Regions from separate parts of the Homo sapiens genome. Here region 1 is linked to region 2. A link is a loop called in an ENCODE intact Hi-C map of the cell type or tissue named here. Cell type or tissue: gastrocnemius medialis. All regions are shown on one strand. Links, peaks and the distances in the headings refer to the core of each region. The heading gives the core; the rest is flanking DNA.

Region 1 (5,326 bases), core at 1-5,000, 230 kb after region 2:
CTCCATGTTTTTTTGTTTATATGTGTGGAGGAGGAGGGGAAGGAGCTTTTTAGGAGTGAAAAACCAAATTCAAGGGCCTGAGGATGAGATGAGGGCTGAGAAAATGGAGGTAGGTAGTGTGAATCACAGTTTGGAAAATATTGCTGGTAAATGAATGGAGAAAAATGAAACAGTGACCGGGAAAAGAGTAGCATGGCTTTTGTTGTTATTTTTAAAAATTGTGATAAAATGCATATAACATAAAATTTACCCTGAGTGACATTTTGTACATTTACAAGGTGGTGCAACCATCACCACTGTCTAGTTCCAGAACATTTCCATCACCCCAAAAGGAATTCTGTAACCATTAAGCAGTCAATTCCCGTATCCTCCTCCCTGCGGCTCCTGACAACCACTGCTTCCCCCTCTATGGATTTGCCCTATTCTGGATATTTCATATAAATGGAATCATGCAACATATGAATTAGCATAATATCTTCAAGGTTGATTCATGTTACAGCTCTTATCAGCACTACATTCCTTTCCATGGCTGAATACTATTCCATCATTTGGATAGACCACATTTTGCTTTGTCATCAGTTGACGGACATTCAGGTTGTTCCCGTCTTTTGATTATTCTGAGTAGGGAGCAGCTCGGTTTTATTTTGTTTGGTTTTGTTTTCAAAATAGTGAGAGCTGACTCTGTAGGTGAAGGGGAAGAAGCATGCAGCAGGGCTGGATGGCTTTTGTCCACCAGGCAGTGTTTTCTGCATGCAGCCTGGCAGCTTGCAGTAGAGTCTGATCTGCCACAAGGGGGCAGAGTTATGTCTGGGGGACAGGTGGACTGGCAGATGATGGGCGTGGCTCATCATCCATAAATATTGGAAAATTGACGATAGCATTAAGTAACTGCAGATGCTGTAATGGCAGCTGGGGAAGTTGAATTCTAGGCACCATCAGTACCTCCAGCAGTGAGAGCATTGCTTCTAAGGGAGGAACCCAAGAATGTGCCCTTAATTTGACATTTAAATCATATTTCCTTTAACGCTTTTTTTTTTTTAAATTTTAAAGAGGAGGGACTATGCAGAAGGAAGGAAGTCGACATTATTATTTAGAGGTATTTGGCAAAAAGAGGAAAAGATACATGGTGTAGTATCCTCACTGGGGTGTCATGGTGTAGTATCCTCACTGGGGTGTATTGCATTATTACTCACGTGCTGTTTATTAGTTCTGTTGAAGGTTATTCTTACTTGTGCCTGTTTTTAATACCTGAACAACTGGGAGAGAGGACTTATAATCCTGCAGTCATTTGGCTTGTATTCTTGGAGAGTATTTTTAAACTATAACATTCAGAGCCATCTCATGTCACTTTAACGCCCGAGCAGTACTTTCACTATTTACTTCTCCTGGACTACAGACCTCAGATTTTGCATCATATTTTCACGAACACAGAAAATACATGTTCTAGATTGTTTTTGATGTTTTCCTTATTTTGGGGGGCCAGTTATTACAATCTTTATTAAAATGAGTGATATTTTCAATCATGACTCAGGAGTCATCTGCTGTGGCACGAAAACTGAATTCCATAGCTTATTAAGCTGAACATCCTCAAGTCAGAACTGCTGTTTATGTTGAATAAATTGCACATTTAAATACTTTTGTTCCCCTGGGGCTAAGTTTGGATGAAATAATCTTGCTTCCAAGGGATTTTAATGGATGTATCATGCTTGGAATATATAATGAAGACTCAGTAATTGAGAGAATGTCTAAATGGAACAGAAACTTTATTTTTAAATTGAGAAATAGGCCTGAAACTGATCTAGGGGGTCAAAGTAGGACTATCCCAAGTTTTTATTAAACAGGAATAGAAAAGCCCACCTTTCTCCACAGTTTTACTTATATTAATATATGAGCGGTTCAATAAATACATAGGTGATTGAGATGGACCATTTCTACTTCCCTAGTGGAAATAGGGGGGGAAGTGATCCCAGTTTGAGGAGTTTGTTTGTGCTCTCTGTGTAGAGCACTTAGAAAGTTAGCTACACATTGCTTATAAATTCGTCTTGTTCTTTGATGAAGGCATGACAGTCCTCCAACAGTGAAGGAATACACAGCTTGTAATAAATGAATTTCCTCAAGCTGGTTAGAATATGGGATCGATAATTTTATCAGTATCAGAAAGGTAGCTAAATTCAAGAGAAAGCTTTTCCTCTAAATACTGCCAACTGATTTCTGGAATAGAAAAAAAGCTCTTCTCTGGCAAGCAAGTGATTTTGAGAAATAGGGTGAGGCCAGTGAGAAGATGATGAGGCTGCTTGGACAGGGCTTTCAGCTCTGCTACTGTGTCAGTGACACTGCTGGTACTCACCACCTAGATTTTGCATGGCCTCTTGGCCTGGGATTCTCTTGATTTTAGTCTGCTCAGGCAGCCGTAACAGAATACCATAGATTGGGTGGCTTAAATAACAGATATTTATTTCTCACAGTTCTGCTAAGCAGTCCTGCTCACGCTCCCCTCACCACCCTGGTGTCTGATTGATTATGGCTCCTCATTTATGTTATAGAAGGAGAGAATCCAGACAAAATAGTAAGGTGTATCTGTTTAAAATATTTTCAGTCAAGAAGGTTATAACAGTATTCTCAAGATCCTTTACATTTTTCTTAATCAGCTGTTCATGGGAAACCAAACAGAAACCACATTAATAATGAATACATTATGACTCCCTCATTTGTTGTACTTTTCTTTTTATTGTGTAAGGACTGAGTATGGCCAGGTATGGCTAGGTTACAGTAAACAAGCATAAAATCTCGGTGTCATACAATGCACATTTATTTCTTGCTTATGTTTCTGTGGATCAACTGGGGTTCAGCTGGTTTAGGCTGGACTTGGCTTTAAGATTTGGGTTGCATCCAAGCTTACTCCACAGTCTTTCAGCCTCATTGGACCAGAGGCTACTTAAAGTGTGTTATTCTCATGGACAAAGGCAGGAGGGGCATAAGAGCACAAACCCAGTAACTCAGGTACATTTCACGCCTCCACCTGCTGATAACCAGGAGGCCTAAGCAAGTCACATGGCCAAGTCCAAAGCCAAGAAGGGAAAAATACCTTTGGCCACACAAGGCCATGGTGAGAGTATGGACGTATAACACTACTATAAGAGAGTAAAGAAATGAGTCTTATAATTTAATCTGATATGAATTTTTTTACATTATTAGGTAGGAATTCTTTATTTCATAGAGTTGTGTGTTTTTATTTTGTATTTAGTGTCTTTCAAAGCTCTTGAGAATAGTTTTTGATGTGTAGATATATATATATTTATGTACTTATAGGATATAAGCTTATAAGTCCAATCTCCCCATTTATTTTTAAAGATGGCTACTTTAAATACGTTCTTCTAACCCTCAGTGTTTTGTTGGTGTTGCTTGAATTTTTTTTACCATAATTATTAATTTTATCCAGCATTAATTTCAAAGAATGTACTCAATACCTGATTATTTCTCCCTCTTTCAAAACCAGAACAGTTTTACCCACTAATAACATCAGATTATAAAATTGTTGGCAGATTTGACGTTAAAATGTTATATGTGTGCGTGTTCACATATTCAGAGCTAAAGGGGTTTGTAAAACCTGCCGTTACATGACTGAACACATCATGTACCTTTATATTTATAGAAGGGCCTCATTGTACACATTGAAAGGGGAACTTGGAAGAATCAGATATATTCTTTGGCAAAGTCTCACGCCTGTTTCTGCAGCCTAAATCAATGCTACTGAAACATAAGTTATTTATTTTTGGGCCATAAATTAAATTCCCATTGTTGCTAATACTCATGGTTTTCAACAAAAGTTAAGAGCGCCAACAGTTCCAGGCTCTGCGGGAAGATGGTTGAAAGGGAATGTGGAATGTACCAAAGGTTTTATTTTTATTTGGAAGAAACCAAATACCCCTGTTTTCTGTTCAGGAGTTCATTAGTCATCTATGTTTTCCTCGGATAAAATAGCTCTTATCTTGGGCCTGACTCTGAAATTCTTCCCTTGAATTTCTTGTGATATTTGTAATGGTATGAAACACTTTGGTTGTGAGTAGAGAAAGGAGGTGACACTTTCCACAGTCACCCTGTCGGTCTCTGACAAAGCTGCTGTTTTAGATTCCTGCTTAAACTTTGGGGCCACCTTCCCTGTGGGTGTCTTGAGCTGTAGACTTCCATTGTTTATTAAATACCTGCTCTGCAGAAGGCAGACCCTGCCGGACCTATAGAACGGTCCCTCGCATTGTGTCAAGATTTTGTTGTATTTCCGTTGATGTCAGAACATGGGGAAAAGGTCTCTGATATCAGAGAGGTGGTAGAAATAACAAGAGAGTTGTCCATGGTTGGGCTTTGAAGCTGTGGAATTCACCTTTGAAGTAACTCTAAAGAGATTCTGTTGCTATTTGCTCTACATAAAGAGAGAGTCTGTGCCACCAGAATAAAAATAGCTGTAAGTATTACATCATCATCAGAAGTTTTCATTGGTTCATCAGGCCATGAAGGGAACAAGTCCATGGTGATATTTAGATAGATTTCTGTTTTGCTCATTGAAATGATGATTTTAAGACAAAGCAGGAAAAAAGGTAGGAGGGGGAGGGATGACTGAAGAAGGCCACCACATTTATTTTGTACACACTGATTAATATTTCAAAATTGGAATCTGGCACCAATTTTTATTTGTATTTAATCAGCACCCTATTTTATTCCTGTTTTCTAACCACCTGTTATAAGCATGTGTCTCCTATTTCTACTATCACAGCATCTTTGGGGCAACATGTTGCTTCTAATGACTTACTCTTTTCTAAAGTCAGACATTTATCTCAATAATATAAAATTTTGGCCCAGTGCATTGGCTCGTGCCTGTAATCCCAGCACTTTGGGAGGCCAAGGCAGGAGGATGGCTTGAGGCCAGGAGTCCCAGACCAGCCTGGGCAACATAGCAAGGCCAAGTTGCTACAAAAAACGAAAAATTAGCTGGGCATGGTGGTACACCGCCTGTGGTTCCAGCTGCTTGGGAGGCTGGGGTGGGAGGATCACTCAAGCCCAGGAATTTGAGGCTGCAGTGAGCTGTGTTTATGTCAGTGTACTCCAGCCTAGGCAACAGAGACAGACCCTGTGTAAGAAAAAAAAAAGATATAAAATTTCAAGATTTGTGCAGTGGAAAAACAGATAGACCAAAGGAAATTGTTTTCTTTTTCATGTTTGTTTCTTTCTTGGGATTTCAATCATTGTATCTCACCTCTTTGCTTTATATGACTGGTGCAGGCATAAAATCGGGATTCTCTCATGGAAAGGGAAAGGGTTTAGCTCACATCTG
Region 2 (5,384 bases), core at 185-5,184:
CAGGGACACGTTGAAGGGTGAGTAGAGCAGGGTTTTATTGGGTGAAAGGAAGATGGCCAGGCGCGGTGGCTCATGCCTATAATCCCAGCACTTTGGGAGGCCAAGGCGGGCAGATCACGAGGTCAGGAGATTGAGACCATCCTGGCTAACACGGTGAAACCCCGTCTCCACTAAAAATACAAACAATTAGCCGGGCGTGGTGGCGGGCGCCTATAGTCCCAGCTACTCGGGAGGCTGAGGCAGGAGAATGGCGTGAACCCGGGAGGCGGAGCTTGCAGTGAGCCGAGATCGCGCAACTGCACTCCAGCCTGGGAGACAGCGAGACTCCGTCTCAAAAAAAAAAAAAAAAAAAAAACCTCAGCAAAGCGAGAGGTGTTCCTGCTAACAGGCCCCCACCTCACATGTTGATTTCCAGGTCACTACAGGAGCGGAAGAGAGCAGGCTTCTCTTCCCCGTGGAAGAATTCCCCGTGGCCCCACCCACTTCCCCCAGTGCGTACGTCAGGCTCCAGTTCACTGTGGGATGCCCAGACAAGCCCTGGGCAGGTTCCCTCATCGACCCAAAAGCATCTAATGTAAACATTCTTGGGACGCTTGGAGATTCTCCAGGGACCCCATTTTATCTGCCTAAGCATTTGGCTGTCTCATGTTAAGGTATCATCCAGCCCTCGTGGCTTGTGATGGCCATTTCTGGTTGCGTGAGCATTAGTCATCCTGTCTCTGCATTGTGGCATGCCATGGTCTCTTGCAAGGGCTTTGTTACAAGGTATCTGCATTTAAGATAGCCCAGTCATCGAGCGTTGCGAACAGCCCCACCCAATCGGGCCTGGCCAGGAGATTTCATCACTGTGATCTTAAGTTCTTTACCAGAGCCCTTATTAGAACAGTTAGATGCAGCCGGGCACGGTGGCTCATGCCTGTAATCCCAGCACTTTGGGAGGGTGAGGCAGGCGGATCACGAGGTCAGGAGTTCAAGACCAGCCTGGCCAACATAGTGAAACCCCGTCACTGCTAAAAACACACAAAAAATTAGCTGGATATGGTGGCGGGCGACTGCAGTCCCAGCTACTTAGGAGCCTGAGGCAGGAGAATCGCTTGAACCTGGGAGGCGGAGGTTGCAGTGAGCTGAGATCACGCCTTTGCACTCCAGCCTTGTGACAGTGCAAGACTCCGTCTCAAAAAAAAAAAAAAAAAAAAAAAAAAAAGTTAGATGCAATGCACCTAGGGTGGCGTCATTATCATTCTAATCATCACAAATGCAGCTGACATTTAGTGAGCACTTACTGTTATGAACTTCACATGGAGTTTACTTTCCAATCACTCTCATCAACCCTCTGATGGTAGGAAGTATGGTTGTCTCCATTCTAAGACTCAGAGAAGTTAGTGACCAGCCTAACCTTACCCAGTACCTGGTGCAGCCCATATCCATACACAGTCTAACTCTGGATCCCACACTCTAAACCGCGATGCAGTAATACCTGGTTTCAGTGCACCTCAGATTCGTCCTCCTAGGCTGCCGCTGGAAGACTAGCAGCTCTTCATTCTGTTTTCCTTTTCATTGTCATAGATTATTTGTTACAACTGTCTGTGGAATGAAATCAGAATATTTTTAACAAATGGATATAAATCATGCATCATTTCTCTATGGCTAACATGTGTCTCCTTAAGTTGAAAATGAAATTCCAAACGGACTAGGCTATATACATGATTGTTTTCCACTCTGCCTCCCTTTTAAAGATGTCACAACCTGCCATTTATAATGCAGAGCGGTTTCTCGCTCCATCTCTCCTATTTTCTAACCTGTTAACAAAAACCCTCCTGCAGACAGCACCTTTTGGCATCTGCCTGCGGAGGTGTGGGATTTGGCCTTGCACGTTGGGTTTTATGCAGTGTTTTTCTAAGTATTTTAATTATCTTTTCCAATTTTATATTGGCCCTTTAGACCTCTCACTACTCAAACCTTCCATCACGGTTCATTTATTACTGTCTGCTGAAAAGATGATGTGTTAGAATAAATTCTCATTCTCGTTTTTGAGGAGCAGGGCAAAAAAAAAAGACTTGTCTCTGGCTTTTTTCCTATTTTATTTCTTGTTTCTTTCTTGAAGTAACGAACAATAATTTGTGATAAAAGAATACAGACAAGACACCTGATTATCCACATGGCAGTGTCACTGCAGGTCCCATCACCTGCGAGCTCGCTTGTTGGCCGCTAGGGAGCACTTGGCAGTGGCAGCTCCCTTGTCCTGGGAAGGCCCTGAGAAATCAGATACTCCGTTGGTACTCTGTGTTCTCTCGGGACATCATTTTCCACTTCAGAACTGTCTGTTCTTTTTGTCAGCTACAAGTAAACTTTTGGAACTTGGCTTCCCTTCAGTGATTGCTAGCTTTTATTGCTACATTGAAATAATAGGTCTTGGCATTTGAAATTTGATTTTATGACAAAAGGATATGTCAATCACCTAGAAAGGAAGAGAAATTTATACATGAAATTGACATAATGAGCATACCTAACAAATTTATTCTAGTTAATACATTCTACTTATAAAAGATATTTATAGATCCTTAAATATCTAATTTGCAATTACTTTTTAGTGTTAGTCTAGCAGGTGTATCAATGAAAACTTAGCTGATGTTTATTAATATCACAAACATGACATTTTTGCTATAATAATAGCAAAATTTAACCCGTTACTCTTTAACCTTGTACTGGAAATTCTAAGCAGTGCAGCAAAAAGAAAAAGAAAAAAAAAAGTGTAACTTTTGGGAAAGAGGGAGGAAAATATATTCCTTTCTATATACAATAAGATTTTCTTCTCCCAAACCTATGAGAATCAAGAATTGGGGGATAGGCGGGGTACAGTGGCTCATGTCTGTAATGTCAGCACTTTGGGAGGCTGAGGTGGGCAGATCACTTGAGCACAGGAGTTCAAGACCAGCCTGGGCAACATGGCAAAAACCCATCTCTACAAAAAAATACAAAAATTAGCCGGGTGTAGTGGCACACACGTGTAAACCCAGCTACTTGGGAGGCTGAGGTGGGAGGATGGCTTGAGTCTGGGAGATGGAGGTTACAGTGAGCCGAGATTATGTCACTGCACTCCAGCCTGGGCGACAGGGCCAGGCCCCATCTCAAAAATAAAAAAATTAGAAAAAGAATTGGGTCATGCCTATAATTCCAGCACTTTGGGAGGCTGAGGCTATGGATCACGAGGTCTGGAGTTCAAGACCAGCCTGGCCAACATAGTGAAACCCCATCTGTACTAAAAATACAAAAATTAGCTGGGCGTGGTGGCACGTGCCTGTAGTCCCAGCTACTCAGGAGGCTGAGACAGGAGAATTGCTTGAACCTGGGAGGTGGAGGTTGCAGTGAGCTGAGATCGCGCCACTGCACTCCAGCCTGGGCGACAGAGCAAGACTCTGTCTCGAGAAAACAAACAAACAAACAAACAAACAAAATTGGCCAGGCATTGTGGTGTACCTGTAGTCCTAGCTACCTTGGAGGTGTGAGGATTACCTGAGCCCAGGGAGTTCGAGGCTGTAGTGAGCCATGATCATGCCATTGCACTGCAGCCTGGATGACAGAGTAAGACCCTGTCTCAAAAACAAAAAACATGATTCTTTTTATCAACTTTAATGTTAGTGTATTCTGGCAATAGGACCTTTTAAGAATTTTGCTTATTTCATTGAGAATTTGCCTTAATGTATTTTTAAAATTTATCATTGGTCGCAATAAACATTAATATAAAAAAGTACCTATGAGGTATTCTGAACAGTTTTAGGAGCGTCTTGGTTTTTCCTGGGGCAGAGGCAATGAACCTATGCTAAATTTCATAGGCATTTCTTATACAGCCCTTCAAATTGCCCCTTAAAGTGTTAGGTCAGGATGAAAAGCTATTTCAAGTCAGTAGTAACAACTGGTTTATTTTATTGCTTGCATTTGGCCCACCAGGTTGGTGGCTGATGAAATGTGTATGAAGTAACAGGAGTCTTTGCTGAGTGATCATCTGTTTATTCTTTTACTCCACAAATATCGAATGTTTACAGCGTGCCTGGCACTGAGCAGGGCTGGGGTTTCCTGACCATATGGACCTTCCTGGGTATATCTGTGGGGCTTGAATGGTGTGTGACCTTGTGTACGCATGCGTGAATTCATTTGTCATGAGTCAGATTTTATTAAAATTTAAAGGACCAACTTTTTACTTTCATGTTGTGAAACTTGGAAATGTCAGTCTCTTTCAGTGTTGGAAAACTTGGGTGGTCAGCCAATTTTATATTATAAAGTATTTTTAAAATAATATAATATTACTTGATAAAACATAACATTGGCCGGGCACGGTGGCTCACGCCTGTAATCCCAGCACTTTGGGAGGCCGAGGCAGGCAGATCATGAGGTCAGGAGATCGAGACCATCCTGGCTAACACAGTGAAACCCCGTCTCTACTAAAAATACACAAAATTAGCCGGGTGTGGTGGTGGGCGCCTGTAGTCCCAGCTACTCGGGAGCCTGAGGCAGGAGAATGGCGTGAACCCAGGAGGCAGAGCTTGCATTGAGCTGAGATTGCACCGTTGCACTCCAGCCTGGGCAACAGAGTGAGACTCCGTCTCAAAAAAATAAATTAAAAAAATAAATAAATAAGTAACATGATGTAATAAATTATTACTGAGTTACTTACTTGTAATTTACTGTGCCCAAAATAGCCTCCCCTGTCACCCTTTCAGACACACCATTTGTTGACTTCTTCTGGAGGTACCTTCTCTGAGGGTGACACTCCTCCCTTTGTTTCCAGGGTGACAAGCTGAGCTCCTTTTGTGCATGATGATTGGGACTCTGCCGTGTATTCGCCACCATCCCCCAACACACATTCACGTTCACAAGCATCTGTTTTTTATGTGCTGAATCATAGAATTTCCCATGGTTTTTTCAGTCTTGAAGCCTAGTGTTGAAATACTAATTATAATAAGCCTTGAAGTGGCTACTCTTGTCAAAGGGGTGGAGATTGCTTATTAACAAAGATTGTAAATAGGAGAGTAAGAAACAATAAATAGAGACTCTTGCTGGAGTTTTAGCATACATGTCTGCATTGGCGAGAACTGGTTTTAGACATTAAATTATTCCATGTTATGATTAATGCAGTTGCCGCTTATCACAACACTACTAACTACTTGCCCAATCACTTAGAGTTAGACTAGAAAGCAAAGAAGTCCACAAATTTATTAATATAGTAAACACATTTGTTCATTTGCTTACATATCTTCTTATACAACCTTTGTATTTTTTTTTAGAACTTAACCAAAAATTTTTATTTATGGGATATGTGTCAATATTTTTTATTTGGCAGTTAGAAATTTTCTACTACTTATTTCACTTTTTTTTTTTTTTTTTGA

What was found. Peaks named below come from ENCODE experiments on the same cell type or tissue, not always from the same donor. Only the 100,000 strongest peaks of a DNase experiment are listed, where the experiment ranks them.
Region 1: it touches region 2 in a loop (13-fold over the local background); 1 of 110 quality-filtered maps calls a loop at or near these places.

The regions. Positions count from the first base shown.
Region 1 is chr5:16,545,989-16,551,314 of GRCh38, reverse strand. The region is part of intron 3 of RETREG1 (reticulophagy regulator 1); the gene reads left to right. Among named protein-coding and RNA genes, the nearest start is that of RETREG1-AS1, 67 kb to the left of the region's middle. In gastrocnemius medialis, for the core only: a CTCF peak has its summit at 787 (motif pointing right); a DNase peak (open chromatin) is centred at 794; H3K4me3 peaks cover 1,031 bases; H3K27ac peaks cover 5,000 bases.
Region 2 is chr5:16,773,660-16,779,043 of GRCh38, reverse strand. The region is part of intron 9 of MYO10 (myosin X); the gene reads left to right. Among named protein-coding and RNA genes, the nearest start is that of RETREG1, 160 kb to the right of the region's middle. In gastrocnemius medialis, for the core only: a CTCF peak has its summit at 2,201 (motif pointing right); DNase peaks (open chromatin) are centred at 793, 2,213 and 4,013; H3K27ac peaks cover 5,000 bases.